4 separate regions of the Homo sapiens genome follow, and all the other regions are linked to region 4. A link is a contact called in ENCODE Hi-C or POLR2A ChIA-PET data. All regions are on one chromosome and are shown on one strand. Each heading gives the region's core, a stretch centred on a gene start or an enhancer-like site at or near the end of the contact. The rest is flanking DNA. Distances are from core to core; before and after follow the strand shown.

Region 1 (3,272 bases), core at 129-2,628, 510 kb after region 4:
TGTATACATACCAACCGACTGACTAAATGCAGGCTGGTTAAGCACTGGGTGCACTGTGGCCCCTTCGCAGTCAAGAATGCCTTTCTAAGGCCTAATCAACCACAACTCCAGAGCTTCAACAAGCAGATATACTCAGCCCCACCCACAGGAGGTCAGAGAAAGCCAACAGACCTTAGCGACATGTCAATCAAGGGAGTGGTGGGAACCCAGGCCTCCTAACATCCTTCAGAGTAGTTTGCCCAAGTGCTTTTCTGGTTTTGCTTTTGTTTGTGGTGGTTGGCATTGCTGTGGTTTAATTTTTCTTTTAAAAAGCAGCTTCCCTCTCTGCCTCAGGAACTCGCAGGCCTCTGAAGCATCGCCTGCAAAGATTGAAGGCTCTCCCTCAGCTGGGTGGGAGTCCGGACTGAAAGCCTGGAGGAACCCTTTGCAAGCTGTACTCCCTTATAAGACACATACTTTTCACCTGGTGACTCTCTTTTCCTGATTTCGAAGCATTTCTTCAGGACCTACATATGCCCGAGAGGCAAGCAGTCACCTCTGCGTTGTCAACCACCCCACAATTAGAGCACGTGGTCACTGACCCAAGGAAGGAATGAGAATTCACTAGGTGCTCTGCTTCCATTCCCACCCCGTTTATCTCGATGACGGATTTCACCAATCCCACAGAGCACGTTTTACAAATGAGACAGCCGTGGCTCATAGCGTCTGTATTCGAATTTGCCTCTTTCTGAACAAATCAATAAAACACGCTCTTTCCCACCACCCGACGATCTGGCTTCTGGAGGTGAGCGCCAGTTCCCTGCCAAGCTTCCCGTTCCTCGGCTTTGGCTCACGAGAAGGTTACATTCTTCCGTCCCGTCCCACTGAGCTGGAAACTTACAACTCGAGGAGACAGCACCTCTGTTCCAGAAGCGGGCTTAGACCAAGAACGCCTCCCCTCATCCCACCTGCTAACTCCACCATCTGCTGCCGCCAGGAAGCCCGAGCCGCTCGGCACGAAGAGGAGAAATTCTGGCAAAGTTAACTCCATGTCACTTCCTGGTTTGGTAGAGCCTGGCATCACCTTTAGTAAGGTAGCCCATGCCCCCGCTCCTCTTGGCCTCGATGCAAAACTGGAAAGAACATTCCAAGGCAACGGGACCCAGGTTGGCGAGGCTGGTGACAGTAAGAAGGAAGGGTATGTACACTAGGGGACGTTAGGTGACTTCGCTTTTTCCAGAAAAAAACGAAGGTTAAATTCAATTCCCCTTCCTCCCGGTGTTAATCACTACTCACCGGCGGCGTCTCCTCTAAGGCCCACCTATCAAAACCTTCTGAGAAATGACTCGGACTCTTCGTGCAACCCGGAGGCACAGCCTCCTTCATCCCTTCCCAATTCAGAGCTGCCAAGATGCTGCAGTGTTTTGCTTTCAAAGGTCGCGATTTGATTTGCCAGACTGCCTGCCAGTCAGAAGTTGGCAGGCATTTCGCGCAGGCAAGTGGCTGCGAGGACGGGGAGTAGGCGGGACAGCCCCTGGCAATTGGCTGCGCTGCAAAGCTTGCTTGAAGCATAAGGGAGCGACCTGGGGCTAGAGCTTGGCGCTCACCTGGAGCGGGGACCCCCTAGCGGCCACAGGAAGAATGGTGCGGCGACTCCCCTGCCCCCTCTCCCGCTGTCCCAGAGAGCTTAGGTGGTTGCTCGCCTCCACCTGCCCGGCAGGTGGGCCTGGTTTTAGCAGCCTGCCAGGTGTCCTCCCTTCTTATCCTCATAGCCACCTTCCGGGCTTTGCTCCTGCTGTTCCCCTACCCGACGCTCTCACCAAGTATTCAAATCCAAAACGTCCTTGAAGACCCAGCGCTCCCCAGAGCCCTCGCGAGACTTGGGACCAAACATATCTCTCCTTTCCTGCCCTCCTGGAACACCTGTCGGATACCAAGCCTCCCAGCAATACTGAAGGTCCTGAAACGAGCCCAGCGCTTGGTTAATGTTTCTATAATGTACATAATTATCACGGCCATGATAATTAACATGCGCATGGAGTTTTACAGATGACAAGCTTCTCATCGCTCACACGTTGTCATATACACGCATTTGCTTTCAGATCGTCACAGCCATGAGTGAGACTTGAAGCCCGTTTTACGTATGAAGAAATGTCATTTGGGCCTAGACATCAACAATGAGAAAGAGGCAGTTCTAGTCTCAGATCGTGGGGCAGAGAAAGCTCCTTGGGAACATGGGAGAGGAACGAGTTGGTGCATTGTAGAAACTGCCCGAAGGCCAGCAGGGCTGGTGAGAGATTTTTCTGGGGGCGTGGTTGGGCCTGCGATCTGAGGGACGGGCCAGGGACAGTTTATAAATAACATATTTGGGGGCCGGCGCGGTGGCTCACACCTGTAATCTCAGGACTTTGGGAGGCCAGGAGGATCACTTAAGCCCAGGAGTTTGAGACCAGCCTGGACAATATAGTGGGACCCCATCTCTACAAAAAAATTTAAAAATTAGCCGGGCGTGGTGGCGAGCGCCCGTGGTCCCAGCTACTCAGGAGGCTGAGGCGGGAGGATCGCTTGAACTCGGGAGGCGGAGGTTGCAGCGAGTCGAGATCGCGCCACTGCACTCCAGCTGGGCGACAGAGCAAGACCCTGTCAAAAAAAAAAAAAAAAAAAAAAAAGCTTGGATTTCACCCTAAATTTAAAGGCGAGCCATTGGAGGACTTTAAGCAGGGGAGTGACAAGGTCGCTGAGACCGCCCTGCCCTGAAGCGTGTGAAGAGGGGCTCCTGGAATACTAAGTGGCTGCCCTTGTATAGTCGCCCATGTCAATTTTTTTTTTTTTCTTCTGTTAGAAACAGGGCTTGGGGCCGGGCGTGGTGGCTCACGCCTGTAATCCCAACACTTTGGGAGGCCGAGGCGGGTGGATCACCTGAGGTCAGGAGTTCGAGACCAGCCTGGCCAACGTGGTGAAACCCTGTCTCTACTAAAAATACAAAAAGAATAGCCTGGCGTGGTGGCGAGCGCCGGTAATCCCAGCTACTCAGGAGGCTGAAGCAGGAGCATCGCTTGAACCTGGAGGGCGGAGGTTGCAGTGAGCCAAGATTGCGCCACTGCACTACAGCCTGCTCGACAAAGCGAGACTCTGTCTCAAAAAAAAAAGAAACAGGGCTTGGATGAATGTTAATTCTTTTAGGTATATTCCTTGAAGCAGGATTTTTGAGTGAGCAAAATTCTGAGGCTTTTGGTTTATCACAAGATTTTTGAAGCATGGCCTAGATAAACCTCTTATTAGTTCCCCACCCC
Region 2 (3,682 bases), core at 685-3,184, 690 kb before region 4:
ACAAATGCAAAAAGAGGGTGCACTAAGGAACCTGAACTCCACTCTCATTAGCAACTCCACAAAGGGAAGGAGTGGAGCTCACTGGGCCTGGGGGTTGGATACGACATACCAGAGTCTGGGAGTGAGGGGGCAGTTGGTCTAGGGGTTCAGCTGCCATCTGTCACGGTGGGGACGATTAACTGACCCGAGTGGTGGGAAACTGTGTAGGGAGGAAAGAAGGTGGGACATTTGGGAGGAAAGGGGAAGGTGCAAAGTGCAGTCTGCAGGGCCAGAAGTAGACCTGGGACCAGGAGTGACTGAGGCAAGGGAAAGGGGTGGGAGCGCCAGAGGGTCTTCTCTCCTTAGAGGGGGCAGTTGGTGGGAGGAGTTTGGGGGCTGAGTCCATACCTCCTTGATTTTCTCCCGCTGGGCTCGCACTTGGCTCTGGGGCTCCTGACTCTCATCGGCCCTCGTTCCCAGGACCGGGTGGCGGAGACGGCTCCGGAATGCGTTGAAGTCAAAGCGGAAAGGGACGCCCTCGTCCCCGGGCCTGGAGGCCGGGATGCTATTGCCCCGGGCCGCCGTGGCCTCCTCGCGGGGTCCAGTGGGGCGGGTGCGCCGCAGCCCCCCTTTCCTGCGGCGGGGACTGGCCCAGCTGCTGGGGTCATCCTCGCCCGGGGCCGGCGCGGCGGGGGCCGGGTTGGGAGGCGGCTCCTGCTCGCGGGCCGGGGCATGGCCGGCGATTTCAGCCACCACTTCCAGACCAGGCTGCTGGGTCCGGGGGGCCAGGAAGAGGCGCTTGAGGCGAGAGGAGTGGGGCAGCAGGAAGAGGGCCCCGAAGCACAGGGTGACCAGGCCCGAGAGGAAGAGGAGGAAGAGGAACTTCTGCGGCAGCCGCAGCCCCCACGGGGAGGCCGGGACGAAGCCGGGCACTTTCCTCATGAGCATCGTGGCCCGGCCGGTGGCTCCAGAAGCCCTCGGAGTCCAGGCACGTGTCTGCGGGGGCGCGGTGAGGGGAGGGCGTCCGGAGCGCCGCCCGGGATGGGGGTCCCTGGGCAGGGTTGCCAACCCTGAGAGTTTCGCCGCTTCGGGGGACTGTCCCCGAAGTTCAGGGAGTTTGGAGCGAGTCCTCCCGCGAGGAGGCGGGGGCGCAGCGGCCTCGGCGGGGCCCGGGCGAGCGGAGCGGCACGGCTTGGGGCCCGGGCCCGCAGCGACCGGCCGCGCGCCGCAGCCTCCCCTCCGGCCGAGCCCTCCCCGCCGCGCCGGGGCCCGCGCCTTCCCGCGCTGCGGCCGCCGGGACCGTCACATGCCGTCCGCGGCGTCCCGGCTGTCCGCGCCGAGGGGCGCCCGCAGGCCCGCACCAAGCCGCCCTCCGCCCCCTAGGCTCCCGCCCGCGCTGGTAGGCGCCCAAAGTTTCAGCTTCAGAAGCAGTTTCCGGAGGGGACCGAGGCGATGGGGGGCTGGCGTGTCAGCGCCGCCCCGAGCGCGCGCACACCCGGCCCGGTCGCGACAGCGCCCGGGCTCGACTATCGGGACACGTCCACAACTTTCTCCGCCGCGGAGAGGGCGCCGGGAGCTGGGAGCCGGAGTGGCCAGGGAGCAGGAGCAGGCACTTCCGAGCCTGCGGGGGCAGGGGGCTTCCCCCGGGCCCCAGACAGCGCAGGGATGCCTGGGTCCGGAGCCGCGGCTGGGCGGCTGCAGATGCGCCCGGGAGCGCGGGCTCCCGCCCCTCGAACTCGGCAGGGCGCGGGGCTCCCACTGGGATCACCTGTTCCCGGCCCCGCCGGCTCCGCGGAGCGCGCAGCCCTGGCCGCGCCTCCCCCGCTGCAGCTGTCTTCCTCGCAGCGGCCGCTCCAGACCGGCCGCTGCCGCCGAGCCTGCGCCCCACACGCGCGCACAGCCACCCGGCCGCCTCCACCGCCGTCCCCGCCGCCGCCGCCGCTCGGGCTTTCACTGCGACAGCGCCCGCCGCCCCGCCTCCTGCCGCCCGCCGGCCACGCCCGCCGGCCACGCCCACGCGCGCGCCCCGCGCCCCCTCCCGCCGCCGCCGCGCCGCAGCCGGCTGAGGGCCGCGCGTCCGGGGGCGGGGCAGAGGCCGAGCGCGGGCGGGAGCGCAGCCCGCTCCAAGCCCCGCCCTCCCCGAAGGGCAGGCGTCGCGCGCACCCCCCATCCAGCGGGCGCCAATGGTCCAGCGGCGCGGGGCAGGCGAGGGCGGGGGCGGAGAGCGCAACGAGGGCATTGGCTGCATCCGAGGGATCCCCGTTGGGCCACAGTCGTCCATTGGTTACTGCCCAGCCTTCGCTGGACCCCAAGCGACAGAGACCACCCCCCAGCCCGCCCGCGAGGCTCGGGTTGGTGGCCCCCGGAAGCGGGCCGGAGACGGTGTTGCTCTGGAGGGGTGTGCCCGTCGCTGGGTGACCTCTCTCGCCCCCGAGTGCCAGCCCGGGGTTGTCAGGGAGCTGGCAGCCCGCGCCCTGGCGGCTGCCCCGGGCTTCTCAGCGCTAACGCCGGGCTGCAGGGGTGCTGCTGGTGGCTGGAGCCAAGCCAGAGAGCTGTGACCGCGGCCGGGTCGGCGGAGGTGATGTTTCCACTGGCCCCCTCGCAGACCACTGGCGTGCCTTCCTTTTCCCACAACCCTAAACGGGGCCAGGGCTCCTGGGTGGAGCACGGAGGGAGGCTGACCGCAGCCTTGAGAAGCAGCGAAAGGAAGAGAGCCCCGGGCGTGTCTACAGAAGACCACACACATAATGTGACGGACGTCTACCTTGATGCCTACGTGTGTTTATATGCACATGTGTGCGTCTGGGCATAGATCTATATGCACACAGAGACTGGCATGTGGGTGTGTACATGCACTCAAACATACACTTAATTTGGGTATGGACACCCAAGTGATTATACCACAGTATGCATAGACATATATGTAAATTAGTACAAACATGGACATGTGCACCCGCATACCCACAGACACTCAGGCAACAGATAACCTCCAAAAACAGCCAGGCATCAACTCCCAGACACGCGTGTCCTCAACCCCAAGGCCCTCACATCTTCCTCCTTGGACTTAGTCTCTGCATCTTCCCTTCCTGTTAAACCTAACCCAGGGTGAAGCAACATTGTGCTGTGTGGGTCTTTCATGCAAAACACTTTATAGAGACAAATAACAGCAGAGGGAGAGACAAATTAAGAGGTTTGTAATAGGCAAGAGGGAAAATATCTACTTTCAGCTGCAATTTAAAATGAAATGCAGTGTTGACGAGACAGAAAATACTGCAGGGAAGCCTTTCCCGACAGAAGAAGCGGGCCAGGCAGGCTCTCGCCTCGTAAATCTTGCTTCTTCCCTGAGGCCTGCTGGGGATGGGCGGCTGGGACTCAGTCATCCTTCTACCTCTGGCCAGACCACTGACAGCAGACCCACCCTCGATGTTTAAATATCCCTGGCATGCAACTTTCTCTCAACTGAAAATGAAAGTGGGTAACAGGTGCAAACATTTTGGTCACTGGAGATGACTAATCCTTCCCAATCCCACAAATATATGCAGCTTAAATATAAAATTCTAATTCAGATATTTCAATCTCTTGTGAGTTTCGTTGGCAGGTTGATGTGGAGCCAGCTGTGCAAATCAGAGATAAGCATGTGACCCATTTGGGTGCAGGAGCCCAGAGACCTGGCCTGGCCTCACCCATGTCTCCAACACCCAAG
Region 3 (3,391 bases), core at 668-3,167, 750 kb before region 4:
TCTAAGAAGTTGCTAAGAAAAAACTTTTAAAGTTATTAATATGTAACGCCCTTTTAAGAGATTACAGCCAGACAGCATGTTTTGCCCACCACTGTGCAAAACTTGGTGAACAGGAAACTGTTTAACGATTTTGAGACAATACGGTAAAGTAGTTCACTTGGGGAGATAAAACTAACAAAATGAACAATCATCACTTATATTTGTGCAGCTCTTTGCATATTTTATCTCATTTGATTTGGCCAGTTCAGTGGGCTGGACAAGACAGATATTTGTTCCATTTGGAAATAATTATGCAAGGGCTAAAGTAGGAGATGTAAAGTAGTAAATAGGTATTAAAAATTGTGTTTACAAATGTTTCATGATAGGCAAAAATGCTCAGTATATATTATTAGGTGGAAAGGCAGAACACAAAATTACATAGTATGAAATTCACTGGCCTATGTATGAGTGTTTACAAAAAAGACTGAAAGAAAATATACCAAATTCTTAACAGCGGTTATGTCTGATAGAAGTTTAGTGATTTCTATCTTTTTCTTCTTATTGACCTATATTTTCTGAATTTTCTACAGTGAATATCTAGAAAGGTTTTGTGATGTGAAAAATACAGGTTGTTAAAATGAAAAACAAAAAGAAGACATCGTATGGTGCTACCCTTAAGTCAAAAGCAAGTGCCTGGGTGGTCAGCCATGGGGTAGGTCGGACCAAGTTAGGTTTTGATTAAAAAAAAAAAAAAAAAAAAAAAAAAAGGAGGTCTTTACAGCAGGGAGTCAGAGAGAAGGTCACCCAGCAAGAGAAACAACATCAAACAGAAGCACAGATCCAGAACTCCAGAGTCAAAGAGAATTTTAAGACCAGAAACATCATCTATTCTCAAAGCCACATTTTATAAGAATATAGACTCAGAAAGGGAAGGGACTTGCCTCGGCCAGGACACAGACACTAATAGCACAGAGATAACCATGTCTCTAAGAAACATGGGCCAGGGCAGTGCAGTAGCTGACTGGGGAAAGGGCCAGAGCTACAGCAAGAGATACTCAGGACAGGTGCAAGAACATGACAGTCGGAACCAATCAACATGAGAACTATGCACCAAAAGAAACTGTACCCCTGTCCCCACTAGGTTCTAGAAACGCGCAACAGGCAGTCATTGTGTGTGTGTACGTGTGTGTGTGTGTGTGTGTCCCTGCTAGAGATAGAGGGTGGCTCTAGATGGTCTCTGGAAGCCCCTCCCTTCCTGTAGCCTGTGATTTATAGATTCAAAGAGCACCTAACAATAGACCACAAAGCCTTCCCTTCACTCAAGTCTTGCAAAGGTGGAAAACAAAGCTCCAATGATAGAGAGATACAGGCAGAGCCATCGGAGCTGAATCCCAAGAAATCTCTTCAGTTCTTCCTCAAACAAAAGATGTTCTTGTCTACCTGAACAAATCAAAATGACACGGAATTTTTTAGTGCAAAATATTTACTAGTGTGAGGCAGAACATTATTATTTGGTTTAAGATTTTCTTTCTACCTGTCTCAGAGCTCAAGAGTTCTCTCCTGCAGAAAAGAGACTAGAATCGATCACCCAGGCACAGATGCCCACTCAGCTGAGGACCCCAGAACAATGAGATCAAGAGAGAAAGGATGCATTAGAGGAGGGGAGGACACGTGGGTGCCAGCAGACCACTCCCAGAGTGGAAAACTCCAAAGTTTGTGTTGGACAGTTCTCTGGGGGTACAACTTGGAAGGAAGGGGGTGAGCATTGAATATTGAGACATTCTCCCCCACTTTAAAAAATCACACACATACACACAAGGCTGGCTCTGGCAGTGACCCAGAACCACAGTTGCTACATTCAAAGCTGCCAAGGAAGGAAATGGATTTTCCCAGTCATTAAAGACAAGTGCTCACACCATGACGTGCAGCCTTACTGGCGTCTCCCAGCAGTGACACCTGGCCCCATTTGCAGGGGCCAAGTGGGAAGGGATTTGGTCTCTAACGATCCTGGGATCTAATGACTATGTAGACAGAGAGCTTAGAACATTGGGTTGATTTTTTTCTCCTCTTCCACTTTCAGCACAGTCCAAGGGAAGAGCTGACAGCTTGGCACCTAAAAACTATCCACGTTGGATTTTCTGATCCAGTTCCATTTATTGGGGCAACACAACATGACCTGGTTGGTGACCCCAGTGAGGCTCCTGCAAATACACAGCCCAGGTCTATCGCTCAGAAGCTGGGCACGGGTGGGGTTTGGTTGCCCGGGGAGGTGAAGCGGGGGAGTAGAAGGGGAGATGCTGCCTCCAACCCTCTCAGTTTCGGGTTTACTCAAGCTATTGAAAGGCCAATGTGGGAAATGAGCATATGATACAACTCCCACCCACCTGAGGTCCAGACAGCTCACCCACATCCTGCCCATGGGGTTTCAGGTTTGAGCAGTCTCAGGAATCGCATCCTGTCTGCAGCTGTTTCTAAGGCATCAGGGTCGAGAGTGTGGGCCATACAGGCAGAGAAACTCTCGCTGCTCAAAGTGCTCCAGGGACCAGGAGTAGGGCCACCCAGGGGGCACGTCAGAAACAGAGTACCTCAGTTCCACTCTCCCACCTGCTGAATCTGTAGCAGCAGTTTAACAAGAGCCCCAGGTGATTCAAACGCACATTGAAGCTTGAGAGGCTGCTCTAGGGCTCTGCCACCTTACTGGCTGTGTGGCCTTGAGTGAGTGACTTAACCCCTGTAAGTCTCAGTTTCCTCATCTGTAAAAGGACAGAAATACTTAATCCTTAGAATAACCCTAAGAGTAAATAACAGATGTAAAGTGTTGAGCACAATGGCTCGTATATAATATGTGCTCAATAAAAAGCAGCCATGGCATGGATGTGGTGAAAAGTGAACACTTTTACACTGCTGGTGGGAATATAAGTTAGTACAACCACTATGGAAAACAGTATGGAGATTCCTTAAAGAACTAAAAGTAGAACTATCATTTGATCCAGCAATCCCACACTGGGTAACCACCTCCCCCCCCCCCCGCAAAATAAGTCATTATATGAAAAAGACACTTGCATACACATTTATAGCAGCACAATTTGCAATTGCAAAGATACGAAACCAACCCAAGTGCCCATCGACCAATGAGTGGATAAAGAAAATGTGGCATATATACACCATGGAATACTACTCAGCCATAGAAAGGAATGAAATAATGTCCTTTGCAGCAACTTAGAAGGAGCTGAAGGCTCTTATTCTAAGTGAAGTAACTCAGGATTGGAAAACTAAATATTGTATATTCTCACTTATAAGTGGAAGCTAAGCTATGAGGACACAAAGGCATAAGAATGATATAATGGACTTTGGGGACTCAGAGTTGGGGGAAAGACTGCAGGGGTTGAGGGATAAAAGTCTACATATTGGG
Region 4 (3,210 bases), core at 139-2,638:
GCCGTCCTTCCTTTCGACACGGCCTGAGGGCGTGCTGTGAGGTCCCGAGGTGGGTAGGGGCCAGCTCTCCCGGTGGTCGGGGTGAGTCCAGAGTCCTTCGCCCCTGGAGCGCACGCGGGGCTTGATTTCGTTTGGCAACGACGAAATGGCGCGCGCTGAGCAGGGGTCAGATCCATGATGAGATCTTGCGGCCACCGTCGGATCCTAAGCTTCTTTGCTTCCGAGGCTTGGAATTCATTGTTTTGCACCTGTCGAGAGCCGGAGGCAACGAAAATCTAGCCCCGTCTCCAAAGCGGCGGGGAGGCTCAGCACGCGTTCGTTCCCCAGAGTCTAGGGAGGTGTCTGGGGCGATAATTCGGAATGATTGTGGCTTGATCTTTCCCGTTGCCCTCCCAACTGTAGCCGGCCCCTAGGTCTGCTCGACAGACTTAGGAGGCGGGAGAGGAAGGGGTGATTTGCAGTGAAGCCCAGGAGAGGTTGGGCCACGCGGCTGGGAGTGGGAGCGGGGACCCGGAGCCGGGCGGGCAGGCAGTGCCTTGGCGAAGCTGTCCGCGGTCCCTGCGGCGCAGCCGGAGCGCACGGGCCCAAGAAGAAGTGGGGTTGGACCCGCAGAGGCCACTTTCCACCCGCATGGAGAAAGAAAATTCTCTCCTCTGAAAGCGAGGGCCCTTAGCTTTGCAGCCACTGCTGTTTTTCTTTTGCCACCGACGCGCGTACCGTTTCACGATGCAGGACCGTGGTTACATGCGTAAAGGAAAAAAAGAAAAACGCATTTTGCAGGCCTCGTCGTGTTTTTCAAAGAGCCACAGGCCGCCACAACGAAGAACGACGCCGCGAGGCCTGCAAGATCCTGAAACTTGTTTTGAGGGGAGAGCAGAGAGGAAAGGGGTTGTTGGCCCCAGGCTACTTAGGGTCCCTAGGAGACTCCCTTCCGCCTGTCCCCGGTTTGGCACAGGGGCCACCGAGGCTGGGACCAAAGCCGCGCAGGGCTGGGAGCAGCAAAGGCCGCCGGCCGGGCGTGGACGACGCGCAAAATCCCGTGTGGGGTGGAGGCTCTTGGGTCAGAATAATGTGCGGGACGAGGGAGGTGAGTAACCTCTTTGGGGCGGCTCCCAGTGCGGCGTCACCGGCCCTGAGACCCCGCGGCCCCCAGCCCGGGGTTGCAGAAGTCACAGGCCCGAAGCAGCAAGAGCTGGGGAAGCCCGGCCGCGGCCAGCGGGGAGGAGGAGCGAAGGGGTTGCGCCCCAGCGTCAGGGAGCTACGACCCGAGAGAGGGCGGCAAGGGCGCCTTCCGTGGGACCCGGACGTTCTAAGCAAATTTCTAGCATTTGCCCCGGGCTCCCAGAGCTCTCGGGGGCCCTGGGCTGTGGCACTGGGGCCTCCTCCGCGGGGTGGCGCCTTCCGCCCCTCCCCGTTGGGCGGCCTCCGGCAGGCCCCGTTCCTCCCCGCGAACGCCACCGAGGTGCCCGCGATGGGGGCTCCGCCGATTGGCTGTGCGACGCGTCGCTCCGCCAGCCCCGCCCCGCGGGCCCCGGGGGTACTAACCCCGCGCGGGCGGCCGCGGCCCCGCCACTTGATTCTGGAGGATTTGTTCTGGGGCTGCGGCCGCGGAGTCGGGGCGGCCGCGGGCGAGCTTCGGGGCGGGAGGCGGCGGCAGCGGCACAGCCCCGCGCGGGCCCCGCCGCGGCCCAGGCAGCCGGGACAGCCACGAGGGGCGGCCGCACGCGGGGCCGCGCGCCGAGGATGCGGGACTAGCCGGGCAGGCTGCGGGCGGCCGTCGGGCCAGCGAGGCCTCGCAGCGGGCGGGCCCTGGCGAGTAGTGGCCGGGCGCCGCCCCCTGCGCCCTGAGGCCCGGGCCCCGCCGCTTCTGCTTTCCCGCTTCTCGCGGCAGCGGCGGCCGAGGAGGCGCCCGCGCCGGCCGCCCCCGGGGGAAGCCGCGCCGTCTCCGCCTGCCCGGCGCCCTGACGGCCGCTGTTATGCGTATTCCCGTAGACCCAAGCACCAGCCGCCGCTTCACACCTCCCTCCCCGGCCTTCCCCTGCGGCGGCGGCGGCGGCAAGATGGGCGAGAACAGCGGCGCGCTGAGCGCGCAGGCGGCCGTGGGGCCCGGAGGGCGCGCCCGGCCCGAGGTGCGCTCGATGGTGGACGTGCTGGCGGACCACGCAGGCGAGCTCGTGCGCACCGACAGCCCCAACTTCCTCTGCTCCGTGCTGCCCTCGCACTGGCGCTGCAACAAGACGCTGCCCGTCGCCTTCAAGGTGAGTGCGGGACCCGGGGCGGGAGGGCGCCGGCCCTGGGGCTCCGGGCGTCTGAGCTGCGGGAGCCAGAGCCTCGGGAGCAGTGGGGATGGGAGGTGCCCGAGACGCCGCGGCGACACCCGGGCACCCGGTTCAGTCTGGCTGCGCGCTCGGCTCCGGGACCTCGGCGTTCCGTTTTGGATGCGCCCTGCAGGAATGACTTTTAACGGGGTTGCCCCGCTCCACCTGGGTTTTGGGGCGCCTTGCGTAGAGACGTTGGTGCGGAAATGGGCGGATGGGGTTTTGCGCCCCCCTAACCCGGATCGCTCAGATACAGCCCTGCGGGTAACGGAGAAGAGGATCCCGGGACAGGGGCAAGGACACCGCGGGTGGGGTGCGAACGGTGAAAGGGCCTACCCTCCGCCTCCAGCACCCCTCCTCCCGCGCCGCTTCGCAAAAGCTTCCTGCTCACACCCTCGGGCTTCCGAAATTTTACCGGACGGCGCTAGGCCGGGATCGGGGCACTGCTCTCCAGACGTTTGCTCGGGGATATTATGCGTCCCGAATGGCGAGTTGAGATTGGGGGACCCCTAACCCTGGCAGCCCCCAGCCATTTAGAGGACCTTTTTCTTTATGCCAGGGAGTAGGCGACTGTTTCATTTTCATTTTTTTAAGGGGGCAGCGAGATGAAACGAAAACGCCTCGGTTTTCCCCTAAACCTCTCACAGCTGCCGTGAGAAAAGGGCAGGGCAGGAAGGGCCGGCGGCTGGGGGTGGTGCTGCCCGAGGTGGCTGGAAGCTGAGGCCGTCCCTGCTCCCATTAAGACGACTCTAAATGGGAAAAAAAGGAAGAGTGGCTCTTTGAGGTCTCCCGGGTGACATCTTAAAATACCAGTGGGGGAAATCTCGCCGGGAGGGGCGGGAGGCCCGTGTGACTTTAATCGTCAGATCGGAGGTTTTACTGTCACTTGGAG

What was found. A loop is a pair of places that touch in the nucleus more often than their neighbours do. ChIA-PET counts read pairs that join two places held with the same protein, here RNA polymerase II (POLR2A). Pooled maps may share reads with other maps.
Region 1: a map of B cell shows a loop between it and region 4 (27-fold over the local background). The contact joins the promoter of NIPAL3 here to the promoter of RUNX3-AS1 in region 4. A Hi-C loop is called at or near these places in 1 of 168 maps with a recorded cell type or tissue (B cell), 2 of 37 single-sample maps with no recorded cell type and 7 of 50 pooled maps. POLR2A ChIA-PET finds 5 or more read pairs at or near these places in 1 of 52 experiments (activated CD4-positive, alpha-beta T cell).
Region 2: a loop to region 4 is called in a map with no recorded cell type, with 6 times the contacts of the local background. The contact joins the promoter of MAN1C1 here to the promoter of RUNX3-AS1 in region 4. A Hi-C loop is called at or near these places in 1 of 37 single-sample maps with no recorded cell type and 5 of 50 pooled maps. POLR2A ChIA-PET finds 5 or more read pairs at or near these places in 1 of 52 experiments (activated CD4-positive, alpha-beta T cell).
Region 3: a loop to region 4 is called in a map of naive thymus-derived CD4-positive, alpha-beta T cell, with 7 times the contacts of the local background. The contact joins the enhancer-like site here to the promoter of RUNX3-AS1 in region 4. A Hi-C loop is called at or near these places in 1 of 168 maps with a recorded cell type or tissue (naive thymus-derived CD4-positive, alpha-beta T cell), 1 of 37 single-sample maps with no recorded cell type and 6 of 50 pooled maps. POLR2A ChIA-PET finds 5 or more read pairs at or near these places in 1 of 52 experiments (H1).

The regions. Positions count from the first base shown.
Region 1 is chr1:24,413,908-24,417,179 of GRCh38, reverse strand. NIPAL3 (NIPA like domain containing 3) reads right to left here and starts at 1,378. Exons shown (of 12, transcript NM_020448.5): 1 at 1,276-1,378. It also overlaps a transcript of STPG1 not described here.
Region 2 is chr1:25,615,043-25,618,724 of GRCh38, reverse strand. MAN1C1 (mannosidase alpha class 1C member 1) reads right to left here and starts at 1,934. Exons shown (of 12, transcript NM_020379.4): 1 at 388-1,934. The coding sequence starts at 927. RefSeq lists silencers at 1,709-1,998, 2,019-2,308 and an enhancer at 2,499-2,668.
Region 3 is chr1:25,675,202-25,678,592 of GRCh38, reverse strand. All of the region lies in intron 1 of MAN1C1 (mannosidase alpha class 1C member 1), which reads right to left. Among named protein-coding and RNA genes, the nearest start is that of MAN1C1, 60 kb to the right of the region's middle. RefSeq lists an enhancer at 2,150-2,199 and a silencer at 2,280-2,349. Within about 2 kb of position 1,917, at least 4 of the 41 ENCODE cell types and tissues checked have a DNase peak (open chromatin) inside an H3K27ac peak, as active enhancers do.
Region 4 is chr1:24,928,635-24,931,844 of GRCh38, reverse strand. It overlaps RUNX3-AS1 (RUNX3 antisense RNA 1), which reads right to left and starts at 1,388. Exons shown (of 4, transcript NR_183341.1): 1 at 1-1,388. It overlaps RUNX3 (RUNX family transcription factor 3), which reads left to right and starts at 1,569. Exons shown (of 5, transcript NM_004350.3): 1 at 1,569-2,258. The coding sequence starts at 1,977. RefSeq lists enhancers at 1-455, 1,895-2,628, 2,801-2,980, 2,629-3,210 and silencers at 1,221-1,690, 1,891-2,330.